2 separate regions of the Mus musculus genome follow, and region 1 is linked to region 2. The links are chromatin loops, found by intact Hi-C in ENCODE. Cell type or tissue: left cerebral cortex. All regions are shown on one strand. Links, peaks and the distances in the headings refer to the core of each region. The heading gives the core; the rest is flanking DNA. Region 1 holds the start of Mllt11 (myeloid/lymphoid or mixed-lineage leukemia; translocated to, 11). Region 2 holds the start of Prune1 (prune exopolyphosphatase).

The links. Hi-C counts contacts between places; a loop is a spot of excess contacts. Peaks named below come from ENCODE experiments on the same cell type or tissue, not always from the same donor. Only the 100,000 strongest peaks of a DNase experiment are listed, where the experiment ranks them.
Region 1: a loop joins it to region 2, with 6 times the contacts of the local background. A loop is called at or near these places in 6 of 42 quality-filtered maps.

The regions. Positions count from the first base shown.
Region 1 is chr3:95,221,821-95,233,807 of GRCm38, reverse strand. Mllt11 (myeloid/lymphoid or mixed-lineage leukemia; translocated to, 11) reads left to right here and starts at 5,131. Exons shown (of 2, transcript NM_019914.4): 1 at 5,131-5,724. Cdc42se1 (CDC42 small effector 1) reads right to left here and starts at 5,384. Exons shown (of 5, transcript NM_172395.3): 1 at 4,943-5,384; 2 at 1,716-2,023; 3 at 1,149-1,259; 4 at 229-320. The coding sequence starts at 1,769. The coding sequence ends at 243. Gm16740 (predicted gene, 16740) reads right to left here. Exons shown (of 4, transcript NR_108026.1): 3 at 11,923-11,987; 4 at 7,150-7,285. In left cerebral cortex, for the core only: a CTCF peak has its summit at 7,388 (motif pointing right); DNase peaks (open chromatin) are centred at 4,366, 5,063, 5,523, 6,372 and 1 more place; H3K4me3 peaks cover 5,804 bases; H3K27ac peaks cover 5,580 bases.
Region 2 is chr3:95,275,847-95,287,833 of GRCm38, reverse strand. It overlaps Prune1 (prune exopolyphosphatase), which reads left to right and starts at 5,758. Exons shown (of 8, transcript NM_173347.2): 1 at 5,758-6,249. The coding sequence starts at 6,211. Mindy1 (MINDY lysine 48 deubiquitinase 1) reads right to left here and starts at 4,899. Exons shown (of 10, transcript NM_199475.1): 1 at 4,209-4,899; 2 at 1-189. In left cerebral cortex, for the core only: CTCF peaks have their summits at 4,785 and 6,008; DNase peaks (open chromatin) are centred at 5,278, 5,999, 6,441, 6,875 and 2 more places; H3K4me3 peaks cover 4,021 bases; H3K27ac peaks cover 4,482 bases.

The DNA of each region.
Region 1 (11,987 bases), core at 1,240-9,239, 53 kb after region 2:
CCTCCCTCTCCCTGCAGTGTGCAGAGGTTCCAGCTGGGTGCCACCGTATCCCCTCCCCTGCCTTCTTGGAAAAAACCCTACAGGTTTTGATCTTGTGTTCCCGATTCTTCATTTTAATTCTGTCGGTCCACCATTTCACCCTCACTCTTGCCTCTAAGGACTGAGGCAGGGCATCAGACTATGCTGGCACAGGCACACGGCATCAAACGGGTTTCTCTCGTCACTTACCAGTCCCATGGGAGCTACAAGGCCCTAGAATTGCTCCACGGTCTGTCACGGTGGTTTCCCTTGGATCTCATCTGCTCCTGAACTGCACCTGTCTGTGGAAAAGCACATGTCACACAACCTCCTAACTCTCCACGTCCCACAACAAGCAACAATTTACCCCGTGCCAGCAGGAGGAACTTGACCTCAACTCTCTTCTCTGACAATGACATCTATCTGAAGAGGTTAAACCTGCCTGCCGTTCCTCTCAAGGAAATCATGAAGACCAGGCAGGAATGAGTCATTTACCTGTCTCTCTCCGTCTCTCTCTCTCTCACACACACACATACACACACACATAAATACTTCCATATATTTCTGTGAGTTGTGTAACTGGTATTAAAAAGTATGACCAGACCTACTTCCCTTACTGAGAGCAGAAATGCAGGAGACATTATTTCGAACAGAGCCCTAGACTGACAACTGATTCACTCTAACACTGATTTAAAGGGATTTCTTTCCTTTCCTTCGGCCCTGAGATAGGGTTCCTTGGCCAGACTGGCCTCAAACTCCGCAGCAGAGGCTGACCTTGAGCCTCTGCTCCCCAGTCCCCGAGCACTGAGACTCCAGGTATGAGTCAGCACATCAGTATGCAGTGCTGGAGAGCAAACCTAGGGCTCCTGCATGCTGGGTGAGCACTCTACGGCCTGGCTCTGACTAGTTCTTAATAGGAAGGGAGACCACGGTTTTAGAAAAAGCTCTCCAATGATTACAAGATCTATACCCCTCACTCCAACGAAGAGCAATATGTTACTGTAAAGAAAAGGGGAGCTAACCCTGGAGATCAGGAATGCACAATCTCACATTCTCCTTTCCTCACTACGTTACTGTTAGGTCCCTTGCTTGAATACACCCCAAATAAACATCTCTCCCTTCCCTCTTACCATGGCAAGTCCATCTCCAGCCCCCATCTCCCCAGAGCCGATGTGAGTCAGGTGGACAAAGTTCATTGGCTCCCCAATCATAGTGCGGTCAATCCGTCTTCTCTTTTTCTTCTGTTTGGGGAAGACAGGGAGTCACAAGTGCGTATGCAGCCATCTCCTCCCGACAGCAGAGGAAGGAGAAGGAGTCTTGAAAACCCACTAAGAGCTATGAACTGATTTGGCAAATATTAGGGTAGGAAAGACAAAGATGGAAGATCATAAGCCAGAGACAATGTCACCAGAGTGGTAAGGACAGTGGCCTGCTGACAACGAAAGGACAAAGCAAAGTCACCTCTGGGTGAGAGGGAATGCTGGTACAGCCCCTGCCCACCTCAGAACAGGCCTAATTGACAGCTAGGTGACTTGTCTCTTCTGTCACAGAGCCTCCTTTATTACATGTGAACACACCTGCCTCTCAAGAGGGAGGTAAGGAAAGTGTTTTTTCATAAGGCAGATCAGAGATGGTGTCTCCACTTCACAGCACATGGTAATGAATTCCTGTTTCAGGGTGGGGATGGGGAGACTTACCGGCTGGGGCTTCTCGACCACGCAGCAGCCCAGTTTGTGCCAAAACTCGCTCATGTTCCCTGATGGTTCCAGCTTCAGGCCGCTGCCAGAGGCCCCAGGGGGCTCGTGTTTGTTGCTAACCAACCAGTCCTCACAGGCAGGTGTAACAACACCCTGGGTTCAGTCAACCGGATGGGGTGGGAAAAGGTAGAAATCCTAGACACCAACAAGTGGCCTTTCGGTGAAGGTCGGAGTCTCTGACTGGTGGGGCACTGGCAAGAGGCTTGGGCAGGCAGGCACAAGGTCCTGTCTTCTTTAGATGTGGAATCCTGAATTTTAGCAGAAAGAAGATAAAATGTGGGTGGGAAACAACCCTCTCTCCTCCCCAGAAACCTTCTGATAAGCCTCTATCTTCGGAGTCTCTCTTGGGAGACTACTGAGCTCCAATACTGACCCCCTCCAAAGATAGAGGCTCACAGTTGCTTCTCACAGAAAGAATAGTGCACAAAGACCACCAACAGGGTGAAGACCAGTGAGTACTGGGACCAAGGAAGAAGGGGGCCAAAAGGACTTGGGGTGAGACTGTGAGAGAAAACCAAACAGTGACAGAAATGAACAGTTAGGGGTGCTGCTGACTTCAGCTCCCCTTTCCCTTGTCTAGGGCAGCAGGGGAGGGGCGTGCAAGTGCCTCTGAAGAGGAAATAGTGGTTTTTTGTTCTCACAAACAAGGCCTCCGCCCTGTCCCTCCCTTTACTCTTACCTTGCCCCAACACCTACACTTTGTTGAAGGACCACCTAGCTCCAAAGAGACGAGCTGTAGTAATGTGGACCTCAGCAAATTCTTCTGAAGAGAGGGACTGCTTCCTTCTGGCTCCACTGCCTTTGTTCCCTCTTACTTGCCCCAGATGAAGCTCAGCCACCCCTCCCAGAGATCAGCTAATACCTGCCCTTGTCTTTCCCGAAAGCTAGGCAGACTGTGGACACCTCCCCGTGGCCCACCCGTGGCCCTTGCTCCATGTCTTGTAGGGGTAACTCGAAGAGTAGCTTTCTGCTCTGAGGAATCAGTTTCCAGCCTCCCCACCCTTTTACACATGTCCTATCGTGTGCAGCTCCTGCCTCACACCCCAGAGGGCCTGCTTAGGCCTCCCTTCATCTTCCCCTCATGCTCTGACCTGTGTCTCCCACTCTGCTCCCCACCACCTCGAAGCTCCACCAGTGAACCAGACACAGGAACTTTCCAGTAGCACTTGTGTCCAAGGAAGAACTTTCTCCCCTTTCACTGCTGCCAGGGGTTACGGCCCAGCTGAGTTTCCTTGTGTGAACTGCACTTCCCTCTCCTATAGTACAGACCAGCTCTGGGAGGTAGCACAGCTCATGAATATTAAACATTAGCATGAATAAGAATGGACCTTTCCCTCCAGGCTTGAGGCTGGAAGCCTAGCCTTCCAGTAGCCTAGACAGACCAAAAAAAAAAAAAAAAACCAACAAAAAACCGAGTTCAATTTGTTTTTTGGACATTTTTCTTTGTTGTTTTGTAGCAGCCTTGAGATGAGATCACTCAAACAGTGGAATAAGGCTTCTAGGGTAGGAAAGAACCCAAGAGTCTGGACTCTCTTTCACTTCCTTTCCCACCCCTGGAAGGGAGGAGTAATGAGACTGAAGTCCAGAGCACAGCTGCCCTGAGAGGGGAGGCTTGGTCAGTGGGAAAGTCAGTCACAAGGCTCATCAAGATGGTGGCAGGTGGTAAGGCTTGGGGGAAATGGAGAAAACAATAAAGAATCAGAGGAAACCCCTAACACTACCAGATAGTCCAGACTGAGGCAGGGCTCTACCAACGTCCTCCACCCTGCCCCAAGCGAGCCGAGCCGGCGGCGTGGTCAGGGGTGGCCGATGCTGGAAGCGGGAAGGAGGAGGGAGAGGAAAGGGGGCCGAGGAGGGAACAAGGACAGTTCTGTTTCTCTTCCAGGGACCTGACCAAGCTGGGTGGAGGGAAAGTGTGTGTGGGACTTGGCGTGAAACCACCAATGATGATGAGAAGTGACCAGGAAATTCCATTCCCTTAGGACATTAGGGTCTCTGAAACTTGGAGGCCCGTGTCAGAGTGTGAAGACCAGCCAGGGTCACTGTGGTAGTGCGGGAGTTGGGGGTGGGGTGGGGTGGGGTGGGGGGGGGGGGAGGAGGAACAAAGCCAGAAAAGGAAGTACTAAGCTTTGGCTGTCACTCCTCTTCAAAGCAGCCAACGAATGGGCTGGGAACAAATAAAGCCTGAGCTGGCTAGCTGGGGAGGGTGGGATGCTGAATCCATGGCCCACTACTTCATCCCCACAGTAAAAAGGAAGCCAGGAGGGATCAGGGACAAAAGCGCAGAAAGCCACATCCTTGACAGGAGGGCCCCTCTCACTTCCACCAGAAACCCAGAACTTGAAATGACAAACCCTAAACCACCGTCATCGTCCCGGTGGGCCTTACACACTTCAGAGCTGTAGAGGGGCGAGCAGGAGAGAGGTGGGGAGGAAGGATGTACACAGGTAGTTCCCCGAGCCTGTGGTAGCCCCAAACCGGTTCTCCCGGTCCCGCTGCCTCCGGCCCCAAGGCCTCCCTCTCCAACCCGCTGTCTGACAAGCCTTCACAAGAAGCAAGAAGCAGCTGGAGAGAAAGAGACTTGAGAATCGTGTGGGCAAATTCTGGCTATAAGCCCGGGGATGCAGCTGGTCCCTGTGTGGAGACCCTCCAAACATAGCGGGCTGCTGAGGGACTCCCAAGAGAGGAATGGGCCCCATTTTCAAACAAGTTACAGATATTTGTCCGAGCACCAACCCTGCCCTAACCCCAGGGAAGGGCTGGGGATACTTAAAAGTTAACAGAAGGAGATCCTAATTTCTTCCCCTCCCCCAATATTCTCCGTCAGACTCCAGCTCCGTCCCCCACCCACTGCGACCCAGGATGGGAACTTCGATGAATTGTACTGGCTCTGTCAATGTTCTCCGTGGCTGCTTCACTCTGGCTTAGACCTTCCGGGGCCCAGCACCACTTCGGATTCTCTAGCACAGCAGATCTCTCAGGTTAGAGGGCCGGCGAGGAGCCCCTGTCGCTTCGCACCTTCCACCCGGCCCCACGCTGCAGTCGCCGCTTCCCTGCCTCTCCGTGGCTTGCGCCGCCCGCGCGTGTACTGTGATCGCGACCTCCCCGCTGCCCTGCCCTCCCCTCCCCGCCGCCCGCGCGCAGCCCGGCTCGCCCGGCGCTCTTACCTGCGGCTCCCCGGCGTCCCCACTGCGGGCGGGGGCTCCGCCACTCCGGGTCCCCTGGCTGCTTCTCGGCACGGCGGGGAGTTGAGGGCGGGCCGGCAGAGGTGGGGCTGGCGGAGGGCGGAAACGCCGGCGACGCGATTACGAAACCCAGGGGCTGAGAGCGGAGCGCAGCGCTCCGCCCAGCTTCGGGGCGCACGGCGTGGCCCGCGGGGACAGCGGCAAGCACCGCGCTCGGGGACAACCGCGGCACCCCAACTGTCTGTGCTAGTCTGTCCACCTGCTGCAGGCGCTGAGAGGACGATGCGCTGGGGCCCTTTCTGAGTCTCCCAAAGTCCCCTTTAGTCCTTACAGTGGGAAAGGAGGGCCATTCTGTTGTTTAACCGGAAGACTTTTTAACCCATACATCTAAGTTAGAGGACAATTAACTGCTCAGCCATGCGCTCCAGTCAGCACGAGGGTACTTGGAGAGGTGGGGGTGCGGTGCGAGCCGACGGAGAGGCTCTACGGTGGATAGCGTGTTCCGGAACCTATCCCTCGAATTAGCCGAGTCAGGCAGAGAGGGGGCGGGGAGTGCTTCCGCCCTTGCTAGGAGGGGCTGCATTGCAGGGGAGACCCAGCGGCAGATTCTGTCACAGACGAGGGAGAAGGCGTGAGGAGACAAAGCCGTCACATCCGCGACAGCTTCCTTCAGCAGCCTCCTCCTCTCCAGTCCAGAGCCGACCCCCGAGCCCCTGAGGCATCCCTTCCGTCTTCGGAACACCCTAGTCATTCATTGCTAACAGGTAACCAAGACGAGGGACCGCTTCTTAAGCTTGAAAGACCCCGTGTGAGACCGAGGTGGGGGGCAGTTTAAGAGGAGAGAAGGGGGCGCTATGAACAATGGGTTACTATTCGTTACCAGATTTTTTATCTGTTAAGATCTCCATCCATGCCTTACCATGGACCTAGGCATTCATTTCTAGCACTTTACCTGTAATCATCTCTCGGCATTTAGCTCTTCATTTCATGTATTCATTTTCCTATAATTTTTGCCCTGTGCATCTAATGGCTTCTGTCTAGTGTCTAGTTATCTATATCTTCCTTTTCAAGCTATAATTTCTGCTACCAGTTATTTGGTGAATCTTTATTCCTACTGTAATTATTGTAGCCTCTACTCCCTTGTATTTCTATCCCCCTCGATTTTCTGTCTCTTGTAGGGAGGTTTGGGGAGTAGGGTACTTTTTTTTTTTTTTAAACATGAGATGCTATTGAGAGTGATTGGAACCTTTAACAATCTCCTCCCTATCTCAGATTTTTGCTCCAAAGAGGCTTTAGGTGGGACAGGTGGGAGCCATTGTGGGATTGCCCGATGGCATGCTGCAATCAGTGTAGCTCACAGGAACTACTTATGACAGCAGATTTGTCTTTGCAGCTCCTCCTAGAAAAAGGGGAGGATTGTGGCTAATAGGAAAATCCTAGAGCAACATGAGAAATACCAGGAAGCCTCCATTTTCATCCACCACCATCCCTCCTTAGACTGCATGGTGGCAGCATGACACAGCAAGGCCCTGTGGATTAGGCCTTGAATGCTCTTGGGGGGATCTGGACAAAGGGTATTTGGGTGTGTCCAGGTAGTTTAAAGAAAGTGTATCTTTTAAATGTGTGTATCTACTAATCATTTTATCTCTAAGAATAGACAATGAAAATTTAGAAGTTACTCTGCATAAAATAACTGGGTGGCATTTACTGAGCAAATATGTCAATTTTCACCATCCAGAGCCCTTAGGATAAGCAAAAATAGATAAAATGATGGGTGAAGAGCATTTAGGGAAAGAAAGGGGACGATAGCTGAAGAGCAGCCGGTCTTTTTTATTTTAATGCCACATATGCCTTTATGTCTGTTTTCTGGGACAAATTTGAGTCTCTCTGTACATGTCGATAGGTCAATGGTATAGCTAGAGATTTTCAGCCTTTTAATATCTCACACATTTTCTTTTAAATTGTTTTTGTTTTATATTCGTTCATGGTCTTGGTTTGGTTTTGGGGGGCTTTGAACCCACAGTCGTCCTGCTTCAGCCTGAGTGCTGGGACTACAGCTGTGCTCTGCCACACTGGACTAGCTTTTTACATTGGATGATAGTTCTGTCCATCCCTGATAAATTATTTAGGCAACTTTTTTTAGGTTACAGTTGTTAGGAAGTCAGTTTATCAACAATAACTCAAATCCTAGCTTAGTCTCTGCTCACTTTATTTTTTGAGACAGGGTCTCTTGTAGCCAGGCTGACATCAAATTCTTCATCTTCCTGCTGCCACTTGCCAGATGCTGGGGTCACAGGAATCCCACCACCATATAAGGCTCTCCTGCTATTCAGATTAGAACCACAAAAAGTAGTAAACAGAATATAAGAAAATACTTTTTTTGAGAACTAAATTCCTAAATTATTTATTTTATGTATGGGAGTACACTGTAGCTGTCTTCAGACACACCAGATGAGGGCATCAGATCCCATTACAGATGGTTGTGAGCCACCATGTGGTAGCTGGGATTTGAACTCAGGACCTCTGGAAGAGCAGTCAGTGCTCCTGACTGCTGACCATCTCTCCAGCCTGAGAACTAAATTCTTAGCTGGACATTATGGTACATGCCTGTGATTCCAGGACTAAGAGGCAGATAAAACAGCACTTAGGCTATACATCAAGACCTTGTTGGAGAAACAAAGATAAAACCACATCGGATGTATTTTTTTAATCAGGCTCTCACTGTGTGACTCTGGTTGGCTTGGAACTCAGAGATCTGCCTCTGCCTGCCTCTGCTTCCCAAGTGCTGGAATTAAAGGAGTGTGCCACTGTACCAGCCTCAAAATTCTTCCTGGGGCGTGGTGGTACATGTCTATAATCCCAGCTGCTAGGAAGCTAAGACAGGATTGCTGAGGGTACCAGGCTGGGGCTGGGGAGATGGCTCAGTACTGCTCAAGGCTGAGGACCCGAGTTTGGACTCCCAGATCACACATAAAGCTGAGCATGGGAGTGTGGCTACATCCACTCCAGGAGTGTGGCTGGAATCCCAGTGCTTCAGCAAGATGGAAGGCTGAAGAGACTCCCTGAAAGCTCACAGCTCAGCTTGCCTAGTTTACAAGGTCAAACAAGGCATCAAAGACTGATGCCTGGGACTGTCCTCTCACCTCTGCAGAGGCTCAGCCATGGACACCACAGCTCTCTCAAAGACATAATACACAAACAGATTTTTTTTTAATATATGCCAAGTGCATCCTCATTTCCCGAGAAGACTAGTTATCAGAACTCCTGGAACAGGCCTTGTGTGTCGTGGGTGCTGGGAACCTAACCCAGGTCCTCTGGAAGAGCCACCAGTGCCCACAGCCTCAGCTATCTCTCTAGCTCCTTAAACATTTTTTTTAAAAGATTTATTTATTATATGTAAGTACACTGTAGCTGCCTTCAGACACACCAGAAGAGGGCATCCGATCTCCTTACAGATGGATGTGAGCCACCATGTGGTTGCTGGGATTTGAACTCAGGACCTTCGGAAGAACAGTCAGTGACCGCTGAGCCATCTCTCCAGCCCTCCTTAAACATTTTTAAGGGAGTATATTAGAAACTATGAGACTTGGGATGTACAAAAACTGGCTAGGTCGTCTAGATTACTAAAGAATCTAAGAATCTAGAGTGTGATGTCACACACCTTTAATCCAAGCATTCAGAAGGCAGAGGCAAGCAGGTAAGTTCGAGGCCAGCCTGGTCTACAAAAGGAGTTCAAGGATAGTCAGGGCTATATAGTGAGACCCTGCCTCAAATAACATTTTTTTTTAAACATTGTTTTTATTTTAAGCCAGATGTGCTGATGACACCTGTATTCTCAGCAGTCAGAAGGCTGGAAGTAGTAACTAGAGAGGATCTTGAGTTTGACACTAGCCTGGGCTAAATAATAACTTTCTAGTTAGCCTGGGTTACATTGCTAGAACCTAGGTCAAAAGAGCAAAAACAAATCTTTTTTCCTAAGGATTCTGGTTTTTGTTTGTTTGTTTAAGAGCCTATTATATAATCTTTGAGGAGTAAGAAGGGTCAGAAGTTCAGGGTCAGCATTGTCTCTGGAAAACAATCTATTATATGCCGTCTGTTATAATGAGGTCACTCTGTAGGAGATGTAAAAGGAAGGGTTTTTTTTTTTAAGTCAGCTAACTAGGAGAAACCTGGTAATGCAGCAAACATTCCTGATAAGCAGCGTCAGTGACCTGGATGACTTTTAGGGCTTGCTTTGTAGTGTCTGTAGCCCTAGACCTGAGCAGGGATTGGTTCACTAAAAGGTGTTATAGGTGCAGTCATGCTTACGAGCACATCTGCAGTTACTATGGAGATGGCCAGAGGGCGTTCCTGGGATGGTGACGTCACCTTTCTGCAAACTCCTTTGCCCTGCTTCAGTCCCGACAGCAGTCTCTTGTTAAGATGCTTCCCTGCTGAGTAAGGTTCAGTTCCCAAGGGCTTAGTCTGGAGCTTGCAGAAAGACAGACAGACAGACCAAGAATTGCCTTGCTTTACACCAGGTATCCTGGATCATGCCTGTAATCCCAGCGTTTGGGAGATGGAGGCAGGAGCATCAGGAGTTACCTTTTAAAGTTAGCCTGAGCTTTGAGACCTTGCCTGAAAATTTTATTTATTTTTTTATTTTGAGCCAGGGTCTTGCCCAACCTGGACCCAGACTGATATTCCTGAAACTCCTGAGTGCTGGGATTATAAATAGAGTAGCTGGTATTTTTAACATTAAAAGGTCATGAGATGAAGAGATGGCTTAGCAATTACAAGCACTTGGTGTTTTTCCCCAAGACTCAAGTTCCGTTTTCAGCACCCCTGCTGTTTCATAAACCCCCGAAACTCCAGCTCCAGCGGAACCAACATCCTCTTAGGACATCATGCACACATATATCATACACACACGTACACATAAATTAAAGAATTTTTTAAAAAAGATTCATTTATTCATTATATGTAAGCACACTGCAGCTGTCTTCAGACACACCAGAAGAGGGAGTCAGATCTCCCTACGGATGGTTGTGAGCCACCATGTGGTCGCTGGAACTCGAACTCAGGACCTTCAGAAGAACAGTCAAGTGCTCCTACCAGCTGAGCCATCTCACCAGCTCAAATTAAAGAATTTTAAATGAAAAAGAAAAAAAAAAAAAAAAAGAGCTGAGCCAGGCAGTAGTGTTGAATTCCTTTAATCTCAGCACTGGGAAGCAGGAGGCAGAGGCTTAAGGAGATGGCTCTGTGGGTAAGCCCACCTGTTACACATGCCTAAGAACCTGAGGTCCGATCTTCTGGAGACCGTGAGTTCAGTTCCCAGCAACCACGTGGTGGCTTACAACCATCTGTAATGGGATCTGATGCCCTCTTCTGGCTTGCAGTCAAACATGCAAAGCACTCATACATACAATATATAAACAAATAAACCTTTACTTGCCAAACTCTGGTGGCACAAGCTTTAAAAAGCCAAAAACCAAACTGAGTTCATCTGGGCAGTGGTGTGGCACACCTTTAATCTCAGTACTCAGGAGGCAGAGGCAGGGAGATCCAAATTTGAGGCCAGCCCAGCCTGGTCTACAGAATGAGTTTCCAAGACAACCAGGGCAACAAACAAACAAAACAAACCCTGTCACACACACACAAAAAAAAACAAACCAAAACCCCAAGTTCAAATCCTCAGTAGCCAAATAGAAACCTGGGTGTGGCTGTCCACATCTGTCACCTCAGCGATATGGGAGGATGTAGACAGAGGGTTGCTGGACTTGTTGGCCACCAGCCTCGATCCAGGTTCAATGAGAGACCTGTCTCAAGGGACCAGGACCCATAATGATAGAGCAGGACACCAGAGGTCCTCCCCCTTTACCTTGCTCCACAGTCTCATGGGTGTGCATGCCCTGTGTACACCTGTGTGTGTCTACCCTTGCACAAGACTAAGGTGGGAAAGCAAAGTCTGAAGCCAAGGGTGGGGTGCACACCTGGAACCCAGCACTCGGGAGACTAAGGCAAGAAGATTGCCAGAAGTTTGAGGCCCAGATGGACTACATATTTTGAGTAATGGAACAGCGAGGGTTACAGAGGTTTTGGACCTGGTAATATATTCCTGAAATCCAGCACCAGAGATGCCTCAGCAGGAAGGGTTTGTGTTCAAAGCCAGCCTGAACTAGAGTTGAGTTTGAAACAAGACTCAAAAGCAAAAACAAGACAAAACCAGTCACTGCAGCTGCGCCCACAGACTGTTTAGCCCCCACACTTCTTGTAGATTGTGTCCTGGCTTTAAACTCTTTTCCTACTTTGGTAGAGACATTTCACATCATTTAGGGACATTTTGGAATCTACTTAAGGCCACTTTTTAGGAGTCACAGGCTGGTAAGAGCTGATAGTGTGCTGTAGAAAGGCTCTCTGAAACTCTGGCTTCTATTTTTGGTGGTAGTGGAATGTTCTCTTTGCTCCTTTGGGAACATTTAAACTAAAGCTTTTTTGTCCTTTCCATTGCTAGTAAGTAAACCACTGAGGCCCCAGACTCTACTAGGCATACAAGAGGCAGGCAGGTTGATGAAAAACAAAGGGACTACAACTGATCCTTAAAACATGGAAAAGGGGGGCTGGAGAGATGACTGAGAGCACCGACTGCTCTTCCAAAGGTCCTGAGTTCAAATCCCAGCAACCACATGGTGGCTCACAACCATCTATAATGAGATCTGACGCCCTCTTCTGGTGTGTCTGAAGACAGCTACAGTGTACTTACATATAATAATAAATAAATCTTAAAAAAAAAAAAAAACATGGAAAAAGGAGCTGGGCATGATGATGCATGCCTTTAATCCCAGCACTCATGAAGCAGAGGCAGGCAGCTCTTGGTGAGTTCAAGACCAGCCTGGTCTGCATAGTGAGACCTTGTCTTTAAGAAAATGAGCTGAGATTCTGTTAAGTACCATTACTTTCCAATCTAAACTTCACTTCCTTACCTGTACCTCCAAACTCTTTGCTTTGTTGTTAGATTTACTCTAGCATGGATCAGAGGGAAAAGATC
Region 2 (11,987 bases), core at 2,587-10,586:
GCAAAGGGAACAAGAAAAGTCAAAGAGAACTGTGTAGGCTACTCTGGCTCCAGATTAAGTTTTTCTCAGAGTGTATAAACAGGATTCAGCTCATTCCACCTCTGACTTGCTGTGACCAGATGGGGCCGACTGGACATGGGTTATCAGGCTTGGAAAGGATGGAGATACTGGGTGCAGCTGGCTTCTTCCCTGAAAGAGAAAATCATAGAGAATGAGGGAAAAGACAGAGAGGTCTACAGCGACGGCTCAGACCACTGGCTGTTCTTCCAGAGGTTAACTTCCAGCACCCACAGTACCCCTCATAGCCACCTCAACTCCATGGCTGGGGGAGGGGGGGTAGTGGGGAGTCCACTACCCTCTCCTGGCACAGACACACAGGCAAAATACTCACACACAAAATAGAATAAAACATTTTTTTTTTTTTTAGAAAAGGCAGAACAGAAAGGTTAAGTGTAAGTGAAGCCAAGAAGGAAGAAGAGGGCTGAAGAGAAAAATTAAAACTATCCCACAGTGGGCTGGTGTAACTCCCTGGTGTAGCTTCCCAAGCAAACAAACCAAACCAGTGAGCAAAACCACACAACCCTTATTGTTATTAACAGGGTGATGTTTAGGCTGCCTCGTTAAAGGTACCCTTGTCAGTTACAGACCCCATATCCACCACCAAACCTTGTCCCTTCAGAGAACACTCTGAGCACATGGCTGGTGTCCTTAAGGACAAGCTACCTTTGTCCTGCTCACCCCAGGGACCAGAGAGTAGTCATCATATGATCTGGTAGATGAAGATGTTAAAAAAAAAAAAAAGTAACACCATGTTCTTAAATTTTGTGCCAAGCTGGTAAGGAAGAAGAAATCTTGTTCCTCCAAGGATTCTGGATGGATTGATTGATTGAGACAAGGTCTTATTGTATAGGTGAGGCTGGCCTATGTAGACTAGGCTAGCCCCAAACTCAGATCCACTTGCCTGTCTCCTGAGTGCTGAAATTACAAGTGTGCACTGCCATGCCAGGCGATGGCCTAGAATTCTTGGTGATGCTCCTACCGCAGCCGCCCATGTGCTGATATTAGAGGCCTTGAGTCACCAGCCTAGCTCTCACAAGATCACAATCCCAAACCAGCAAAAAGCTTAGGGAGGGGCTTCCTGTCGAGGAAAGGAAATGCAGCCGTGGGTGGGACTTGAATCAGGGTTGGATAAGCAACTCTGTAATCTGGGTATAGCTGAGGGATTGAGGGTGCTCTAAAGCAGCGGTGCTCAGTCTTCCTATGCTGCGGCATTCAATACAGCTCCTCATTTCCCAGGATTATTCAACTTCTGGCTGTCCTGGAACTCACTCTGTAGACCATGCTGGCCTCGAACTCAGAAATCCGCCTGCCTCTGCCTCCCAAGTGCTGGGGGATTAAAGGCGTGCGCCACCACGCCTGGCTGAGAACTGCTTTTAAAGAGACACTTCATGCCCCTCCGCTCACTTTCAACCTGACCATTGAAACAGTGGATCCCAAGGAATTGAAATTTCCCCCAGGAATCTCAAGCCTGCAGGAGAAAAACACTGACCCTTGAATCCAGCCAGAGAGGAACCGGTATCCAGGAAAAGACTTCACAGCATTCTAACGACTTGCCTGACAGCCTGACAGCCGAGGCTAAAGCCCAAACAAGCAGGTCAATAATTGGCAGACCACACCTTGACCAGCCCTAGGCTGTTTAGCTGTGCAGAAATCAGGCTCTCTACTGAAACTTTACCCTTCATTTAGGGACTCTGATGACAGACATGGGGACATGACCAAATCTCTCTGTCGCTAATCCTAAAGTGGCCACATTGAATAATCCTTGCTCTCCCCCCCCCTTTCTACCTTTCACTATTATTTTAATTTTATTACATTTACTTAGTTTCTCTGTGTGTACACACCTGGAGGCCAGAAGGAAACTTTCAAGTTTGTTTTGTCCTTCCACCACGTGGAACCTGGGGCTGAAGCTCTGGCCATCACGCAGCCAGAGCCTTGACTAGTTTAGCTGTCTCTGACTGGCCTGCCTACCAGTTCAACTTCTTTAGTTGGCTTATTGAAAACAAGAGGCCACACTTGGCTGGTTAGGGCTGCCCCAGGCACAGGTTCTAATCCTACTACCGGTAACAACTTTAGTTAGGGGGCACACAAAAGACTCTCCACAATCCTTGCAGTAGATTGCTCTCACTAGCTCAAGTTGACACAGCAACTTCAGATCCTAGTTGTTTCTGGCAGTGCTTGCACCCAGAGATCTCTTGTTAGATATTTATAGGGAATGGGAAACTGCTGTTTATTGATTTACATTAAAATACCCCAGAGGTGAGGCTCAAGAGGTTAAGGCACAAAGGATCAAGATTCAAGTCCAGCATCCACAGAGGGGTTTACAAGAAACTGTAACTCAAGTTCCAGGAAAGCTGCGACCGACCGTCTCCTGGCTTCCGTGGGCAATGAGCACACATGGTGTACATACACAAAAACAAGCACTCACAAACATAGATGTATATCTCCACTAGTTGTATATAATGACAAAGACCTGTTATTTTAGCTACTAAGAGGCTGAGGCAGGAGGATCTTTGTGAGACCATATCTTAAAATAAAAAAAGAGCTGGAGGTATATAGTTCAGTAGTGGAGCCTTGCCTGATATATGCAATGCTCTGGGTCCAAGCCTCACAACCTGTTGGCACACGTGCTCTTTATGGCTCCCATACAGATCATTTTGGATGTGAACACTGGACCTGTTTAACTTGCAGTTAATCAGCACTTGGCATCAAATGAGGTCTAGATAGGCCTGCAGATAGTAAAAGCAGTTCCTGCCTCTGAAATATCTCCCTTCAGTCTCCTTACTCCCCTCCCTACACACTGACAGGACACAAATGAGGACCGTTCGGGGGTACAGCCTAGCAGAAGGGCATGTGCTTAACACACGCAAGGTCCTGGGTTTGATCTCCAGCCCCGGAACAGAGAGAAAGCCAGGAGATAGTGCATCAATCGGAATCTTGTCTTTTTCTTTTAAACTGGGATCACTGGGCATGGCGGCACACATCTTTAATGCCAGCCCTTGTGGGCAGAGACAGGCGTATCTGGTTGCCTGCTTTCTTCTTGTAAACCTTCAAGGCTTGGAGACTATGAAAAGGCCTTGAGGAGCGTCAGCTGGGTGTGGTGTTCCAGGCCTTCCCATCCCCATTACTCAGGGGGCCTTGAGGCCGGAGAACCTCGAGGTCGGCCTGGGCTACAGAGAAACATCAAAGTTCCTGAAATAACATAAATACAGTAAATTGATCATTCTCCTGATTCAAATATAACTTCTGCTAGCTTCAGGTAATTCATATTTTGTTAATTTAGACTTAGAGTAGCAAAGATTACCTGGAGGCCTTCCACCCCTCTTTCTCCACATCTCTTTCCCTCCCATGGCACTTAGAGTCAACCTTGAAACAGAGGCCATGTCTGGGAAATATTAAAAAGCCTAAAGACAAGCACAGCTCATTTTCTGCCCAAGGCTAGAAATGATCAATAATTAAGTGGGGGTTGGGAAAGCTAGTCGACCAAAGAGAGGAGCTACAAGAACCATGGGAGGGAGTGGGGGCTCAGTGAATGAGGACAGCTCCAGTGTCAGGGCAGGAAGAGCAACAGGGCTGCACCCTGCAAGGCCAGAGGAAAGCATGAGGGGAGGGGGACCCAAACAAACAGGGGTTATGGCCCTGTCCCTCCTCTTCTTTCCTCAGTCCAAATCTACACCTCCTCTTCCTGGAATTACCTATGGTGACCCACAGGGAGTCAAATCTCTGGTCCTTTCCTAGTCAGCAGCAGATACTATTCACAGAGTGGGAAAAGCATATGAAATAGGTATATCCTTAAAGACTTCACCCACCCTCAGGACTCTTCTCCCTACGTCTTTAACTGGTATTACCCAATCTTTCCAACCAAATGCAATTCTTCATGCCAACATGCTTTGAGATTCCTCTAGAATACAGCAAGCCCTGTAATTCTGGCTCTCTAGGAGAGGGAGAGAGAGGGTTTGGGTTTATAAGGGGGAAATTGAAGACCGCATCTCTTTTACTGCTCCATCTCTTACTGCTCCGGGTGCCTGGGATCCTGTAAGCGACCCAGACTTAAGAGACCACAGATGGGACATCAGGTGTCAACTTCGCCCAGAGAGGGTAGGGAGAGCTGCGAGACGAGGTGAAGATAGTTTGAAAACAAAAGTTTTTACCTCAAAGAGGTAGATGAGGTTCCGGCACTGGGAGAGGACTCAACTCTGGCGGTTCTACGCGGGAGGTGGGGACATCGTTGAGGGGCGCCGACTGCGCCAGCCGCCTCCCAGCTGTCAGCCCCAGAGCTTACACGGCTTGACACGGGTTTACTCTCGCGGCGTCCAGCCTGGGTCGCTGCCACTTCCGGACACACGCCCAATACGGGGGACGCTGGAGCAGGGTCGGGGCCGAGGACAAGCAAGGCACAGCGCAGGCGGTCCCGCCTGGCTTCCCAGAGTCTTCAGGATTCCCGAGTCACCGAGCCTCCGGCGTGCGCTCCAGGCCGTGCCTACAAACTGGCTTTCAAAGGAAGTTTGTGGTTTTTCTTTTTCTTCTCTCTGTCCCTCTTTTCCCCCTGTCCGGACAAAGACAAATTAGCCAAGGACGCGGTCCCTAGAGGAGGAGGAGGAGGAGGGGCCTGCTCAGCTACCGAGGATTTCCATCAGGGCTGTCTGAGCCGGTCAGCAGCCCGGTGAGCCGCAGAAAGGAAGAGAGAAAAACAACAGACCCTTTCTCTTCCCTCCGCCTGCCGCTGGAAGGGACGGAGCGCGTGTGCCTCTCTGGTGAGAACCGGGAAAAGCAAGCGGCCTGGCAGAGCCCGGAGGAGCAGGGCGGGACAGCGGCTGTTGATTAGACCTCCCTGGATGCCCGCCGCAGCCCTCTGCTCTGGAGCCAAGAAAGCAGGGCGGAAGGGCGTTGTGTTTGCATATGTACTCGTTCAATAAGAAAGAAAATTCCCACTCCTGGTTTTCTGGAGCCCCTGAGCTCTTTCCCAAGGCTTCCCTTCTTCCCCGTATGCTTTTTTTGAAAGGCTAGGAATGAAACTGGTTCAGCTGTGTACCTGGTCGGGGGCGAGGAAGACGCTCTTCTGCCTCTTCTCACCTCCCCGAGAAGCAGGACGATCTGGGGATAGATTAAAAAATGAGGGAACATGTTATGATGAAGGGACATTTTCCCCCCAAGTAGTCTGCCCTGGGACACGCAAGTGGCAGTTAAGGGATGTTGGAACCCAGCCTTAGGTTCTGAAGGCTCCTCTAAACTCTATTGATGTGACGGCCAAAGGATAAGGCTTCAAGCAACTCGGAAAGCCGAGAGAACTGTTGCAACAGAGACCCAGGAAGCAAAGTCACGGTTGCAACAGCCCATGAATGAGGAGTATTTGCTCAGGCTGTAGAAGAAAGGCTATGAAGAAGGAGGAAGAGTTGGCACGACAGTAGGTTTTAAGAAAACAAGTCAAACATTATGGTAATGTTTTCCTATCGTGAACAAACACATTGATCACGATTTGTCAGTTTGGTAAAGGGGAGAATTTAAAAAAAAGAAAGAAAAAACACCTAACCAGGGAAGCTATTTTAATAAATAATATGTACAGCAATGTTGTAATTTAAAGTCCTAACCAAACCAGGCCTGTGAATCCAGTATTCAGGAAACTGAGGAGAAAGATTACAAATTCCAGACAGGTTGGGCTAGATAGAAAGAATTTGTATTTTAAAAAAAATTGAGAGATTAATTTACATCAATCTCGAACAGATTTTCGGTGTAATATATGGAAAGGTACTATACTTAGTCCTATCTGCAAGTTCAGATGCCATAAAGGCGAGTTATTGTGACACATACACAATTTGCATGTCATAGCCCTCCGAAAACTGCTCACTTGAGGACAAACACGAGCTGCTGGACTACATTTCCCAGGAGGCACCGCGATATACCATACTCCTCCTTGACGTCCCATGAGTCTTTGGGCTCAGAACCCAGCCTCTGCCGCTGGGGGGCGGGGCAACGCCGGACTCCCGGAGTGCCGGATTACGCACTTCCTCCTGGGGTTCGGAGGCCGAACCCTTTAGTGGCGGGTTCGAGTCCCGCCCCCTGACTCTCGGCTCTAGACCCTAGGTCTAGGGCGGGGTACATTCTGCCGGGTTACCTCTCCTGGCTGAGGGGCAACGGCACACCTCGGGCTTTACCATGGAGGACTACCTGCAGGACTGTCGAGCCGCTTTGCAGGTAACGGGTCCCAGTCCGTGACCGAAAGGAATGCAGCGTGGGGTCTGGGAAGGACGAAGGTGTGGGATCTGGGGAGCCCGGACGGTCGGTGTGGAGGGATCACAGAGATGGACGCGGGGGAGCTAGAGGACCAAGCCCTTCGGCCATAGGCGGGAGAGCCCGGAGAAAGGAGTCTCTTGGTTTGCTTGAGTCGGGTCCTTCGGCAGAACCTGTGCGGCGGCCGCCAGCCTCGCCCGGCGAGGTGTGTCTCTCCCTTCTCCCCGCCCCTCTCAGTTTCCCTCCCGCAAGCGGGCTTCAGCCCACTGGGTCCAGGTGAACCTCTGGGAGTGGAGGGCACTGGGTGCACCGCTTTATTGCCTCTGAATGGCGGTTTGCCTTTTTTTTTTTTCCCTCCTAGGTAGAGGCGGTCGTGGTGTTTTACTTTAAATCTTTGTTTTTATGCCAAATATACAGAATAATTCATCAGGCATATATGTTGACCCACAACTTACATTCCTTTGCTTCCAGTGTTCTCCTTTAGTGTTAATGCAGGCGCGTGCGCATACACACACACACACACACACACACACACACACACACACACGTAAAAATACCGCCTCCTTGGTAAGGGATAAACACAAAGTGTGTTTGGAATCTAAACCATAAGCACGGCCCTGAATTCTTTGTAGCTTATTTTTGGTGCTTCCTGAACCAGCTGGACTCGCCCAGCTGTGTTGACAGGCTGTGTGGCATTAGGTCGCTCTTCCCTTTAAAGGCTCCAAGTCACCTGGCCCCCTGCTGTAAGTTTCTCTGCCCCTGAAGAAACAGATAGGCATCTTCCTTTCAAATAACTTAGCTCGGTATGGTAGCCACAGGCCTCTAGTTCCAACTCAGAGGAGGCTGAGACTTCAGTTCAGGCCAGGTCTGGACTGGGAGAAAAAAAACCCAAAAAACAAAAAACCCACAACGACAGAAACAGAACAAAACAATCCTCTGGGCAATAGACTCTATTCTTTAACAAACCCTGAAAGTCCCCTAATTCTGCTGGAGATCCAGCTTCGTGGATAAACGAATATTCTTTTTTTTTTTTTAATTAGGTATTACATTTTCAATGCTATCCCAAAGGTCCCCCATACCCACCCCCCCAATCCCCTACCCACCACTCCCTCTTTTTGGCCCTGGCGTTCGCCGTACAGGGGAATATAAAGTTTGCAAGTCCAATGGGCCTCTCTTTGCAGTGATGGCCGACTAGGCCATCTTTTGATACATATGCAGCTAAAGACAAGAGCTCCCGGGTACTGGTTAGTTCATATTGTTGTTCCACCTATAGGGTTGCAGTTCCCTTTAGCTCCTTGGGTAATTTCTCTAGCTCCTCCATTGGGGGCCGTGTGACCCATCCAATAGCTGACTGTGAGCATCCACTTCTGTGTTTGCTAGGCCCCGGACGAATATTCTTAATTTGAATTTAGGGTGAGGTTCAACTTGATGCCAGCTACACTAAAAATTTCCTTTTGAAGAATATCAGGCCAGGCATGGACCTGCTAATCTGTAATCAGCTCTGGGTTGGTTGAGGCAAAAGGCTTATTAGCTAAAGTGCAGCCTGGGGTGCATACGGACCTGGGTGCCTTGGTGAGACCCTCTCTTCATAACCCCCCTGAGGAAAAAGAACCACCTTATTTGGGGGAAGTTGTTTTAATACAAAGGCAATTTTGTTACTTCTTTTCTTGTGGGCCGGCTCCTGACTCCACCCACCTGATGCTGGTTAAAGTGTGCTTTCACACTTTGCCTGAGGTCTGCATATTTTGTTTACTTTTTATTGCGTTTGTTTTTGCAATGGCCTTTTATAAGCCCAGGCTGGCCTTGAAGTCCCGATGTAGTTGAGGTCGAGCTTGAATTTATAGTCCTGCTTCTGCTTCCTGGTGTTGGGATTATAAGAGTCACCTGTGGTGCCCAGCTTGGCTATTTTTTTATTTTATTTATATGAGACAGGGACTCACTATGTAGTAGCCGTGGCTGGCTTGGAACTATGTAGATCAAACTAGTCTCAAATTCAGAGATCCACCTGCCTCTGCCTTCCAAGTACTGGAATCAGAAGCCCTTGAAAATAGTTTTTTTTGTTTTTGTTTTATATGTGTGTAGGTATCTGCCCATTTAAGTGCAGTGCCCATAGGCTGCAGAAGAGAACATTGGATTCCCTGGACCTGGAGTTGCATGTGGTTGTGAGTCACCAGATGTGGGTGCTAAGTACTTTCTAAGATCAGTCTGAGTTATAAGCACTGAGACATTTCTCTAACTCTGAACAAATTGTTAAACTTATTTATTTAGTGGCGTGTTGGGAGCCGCACCCATGCAGTAGACACATGTGTAGGTCAGAGGAGACTTTTGCCATGGTCCCGTCCTCCCAGCCCGTCCTCCCAGCCCGTCCTCCCAGCCCGTCCTCCCAGCAATCAAAGATAGGTTATTATGTTTGGTAACAAATGCCCATTCCTGCTGACCCATCTCATCCTGTCTGCCTCTTCCACTCTATCTTCACAAAACAATGGGTTTATCATCTTCACACACACACACACACACACACACACACGCACACACACATATTATTTAGGGGCTAAAAAGACGGCTCACCCATTAAAAGGCCTACTGCTCTTGCAATGGAACAAATTCTGTTTCTAGCACTGGATTGCTCACAAACCCCATAATTTCAGTTCCAGGGGAATGTGGGATCTCTAATCTCTGAAGGCACCTGTACTTATACATACACAAATGATTTAAAATTTTTTTAAAGTTTTTTTTTTTCCAAAATCTTAAAATATAAGTAAAAAAAAAAATTAAAGAACAACTCTCAGGGCTGGAGAGATGGCTCAGTGGTTAAGAGAACTAGCAGTTCTTCCAGAGGTCCTGAGTTCAATTCCCAGCAACCACATGGTGTCTGTCTGACTGTGTGTATGTGTATGTCTGAACATGCATGTTCTGAGGAGACCAGAAGAGGATGCCTGGATCTGAGTTACAGGCAGGTGTGACTTGGGTCCTGGGAACAGAATTTCTGGCCTCTGGAAGAGCAGCGCTCTTAACCGCCGTATATCCAGCCTCCAATGTAGAGAGTTATTCTGAGTGCCACAGATAACAGTGAGTCTACTTCGATGAAGTTTAGTAATAGAGTTGACTTTCCTAGAGTCACCCTATCCCGTCCTTCCCCACACCCTTCCCCCTCCAAGGAGCAAAATCTAGTTCCTTTGTGAAACTGTGTACTCACTCCTGAAGGTGACCGAGCTTTAGATCTTCTCAGCACACAGCCTCACTAGGGCAGGGAGTAAGTTGAACATGGACTCTAGGAATGTTAGCTGAGAAGCCAGGAGCAGTATAGGCTGGGGGATGCCAGTAATGTGAATTCTTTTTTTTTTTTTTTTTTTTCCGAGACAGGGTTTCTCTGTATAGCCCTGGCTGTGTCCTGGAACTCACTCTGTAGACCAGGCTGGCCGTGAACACAGAAATCCGCCTGCCTCTGCCTCCCAAGTGCTGGGATTAAAGGCGTGCTCTACCATGCCGGGCTCAAATTCTTTTTAACTATGGAAGAATATAAGGAAAACATTGAAGCACAAAACATGTGAAGTGTAAAAGATAAAAGATCCTTTTTTTATTCCTTTTCAGCTGGGTCCGAGGCCAGCCTGGTCTACAAAGTGAGTTCCAGGACAGCCAGGGCTATACAGAGAAACCCTGTCTCAAAAAACAAAACAAAACAAAATCCATTTTTTATTACTTTTCATCCAGTTCCTCTAGAATCTGTTAATGTTTCCTTTTTAAGAAGAAATTTGTGTGTGTTTGTGTATCTGTGAGAATCTGCCACGTGCACCCTCACAGTTCAGAGCGGGGGTTATTAAGTCTCCTGGAGCTGGAATTACAAGCTGTTGTGAACCAACCATGTGGGTGCTAGGAACCGCTGAGCTATCTTTCCAGCCTCCTGTTAATGTTTCTTGTATAAAGTGAGCTTAATCCCAGCCCGGTCTACATAGCAAATTTCCAGGATGTCCAGGCCTACATAGACAGATCTTGTTTCAAACAAACAAGAGCTTGTTTGGAGCTTCCAGCAGAGGAGTACAGAGACATGTGCACTCTGACCAGAGTGCAGTCTTCTGATAGAGGTTGTCCTCTTCAGGAGGAATGTAGGTAGGGCAGTGAGGGGAAAGTTGGACCCTGGCCAAGCAGGGTGGATCAGCAGAGTCCATCTTGATGATCAATAAGATGACAGATGTCTCAGCCAGATTACCCTCACATGTGCCTCTGTAAAGAGAAACCAGATTCAGACAGACACACCTTTAAATGATGTCTGTGGGAGTCACAAATGCTTGGCTTTTGCACAGGACAGAGATAGTGGACTGTAGCCAGTTCTCCTGCAATACCTTATTTTTAGCATGTGACACCAGAAAACTTTTCTGTAGTCTTTGCCGCATGACAATAGTGTGTTCCACTGAAAGGAAATCTACATAGCTGGGCTTAGTGGCTGAGGTTGAGTTGGAAAGATCCCTGGACTACAGAATAGGTTCCTAGACCTGGGCTGTGTAAAAAGAAGACCAGAAAGGGACTGGTACTGGTGACCTGGTGACACACACCATTAATCCTGTCACTTAATCCCAGGCAGAGGCAGGTGTACCCAATGAGTTCCAGGACAGCCAGGGCTACACGGAGAAACCCTGTCTTGGAAAAAGTAAACAAATAAACAAAAAACCAAGGAGCTAGGCGTAAAACCATGTCTTGAAAACAACCAAAAATAAGCAAGGGAAAGGGGGGAAAGGAAAGCCTGTTTTCTGTTTGTTTTTGTTTGTAAGTGAGCTCCTATTCCTAGTGACTCATCTTGTACTTGAGTAGGAAAAACTCTCTCTTTGGGGTGGGGCTACATTTTAGGCTGAGTTAGGAACAAAGGTGCACTTCTCAGGCAGGACACTGCAACCCAGAGAGGATGGCGGCTCATCCTTTCATCGAAGGCCCCAGTTTTTCTGTTAGCTATCGACCATAGTCATCCTCAGAAGGGAAGTGGTTTTTTTTTCCCCCCTAAACCCTCTTCTTGCCTGCCTTCCAGGCCATCAGACAGACAGACAGACACTTCAGGATATATTATTTCAACTAATGGTCTTCCTTTTTCTCTAAAACCAAATTTTTTTAGACCTATTTTTTTATGTGTATGAGTATTTTTCTTGTCTGTATATACGGACATCACATGCATGCCTGTTGCTCTCAAAAGAAAGAAGGTGTCAGATCCTCTGAAATAGATGTTAGGGGATGGTTTTGAGCCACTCTGTAGATGTTGGAAACCAAACTAGAGTCCTCTGCAAGAACAAGTGCTGTTTTTGTTTTGTTGCTTTTCAAGACAGGGTCTCTCTCTCTCTCTCTCTCTCTCTCTCTCTCTCTCTCTCTCTGTGTGTGTGTGTGTGTGTGTGTGTGTGTGTGTGTGTGTGTGTCCCTGGCTGTCCTTGTCAGAGATCTGCCTGCCTCTGAAGCACTGGGATTAAAGGCGTGCACCACCATGCCCAGCTACAAGTATTCTTAACCACTGAGTATCTCTCCAGCCTCCCTCCTTTAGATTAGTGTTTATATTACATTAATTTATTTATGTGCCTACACTCATATGCCATGGTACACAAGTGGAGGTTAGAGAACATTTTTCAAGAATGAATGCTCCACCATGTGGGTCCCAGTGGTTGAACTCAGGTCGCCAGGCTGGGCAGCATACACCTTTACCCAATGAGCCATAACCTGCCCCTTTC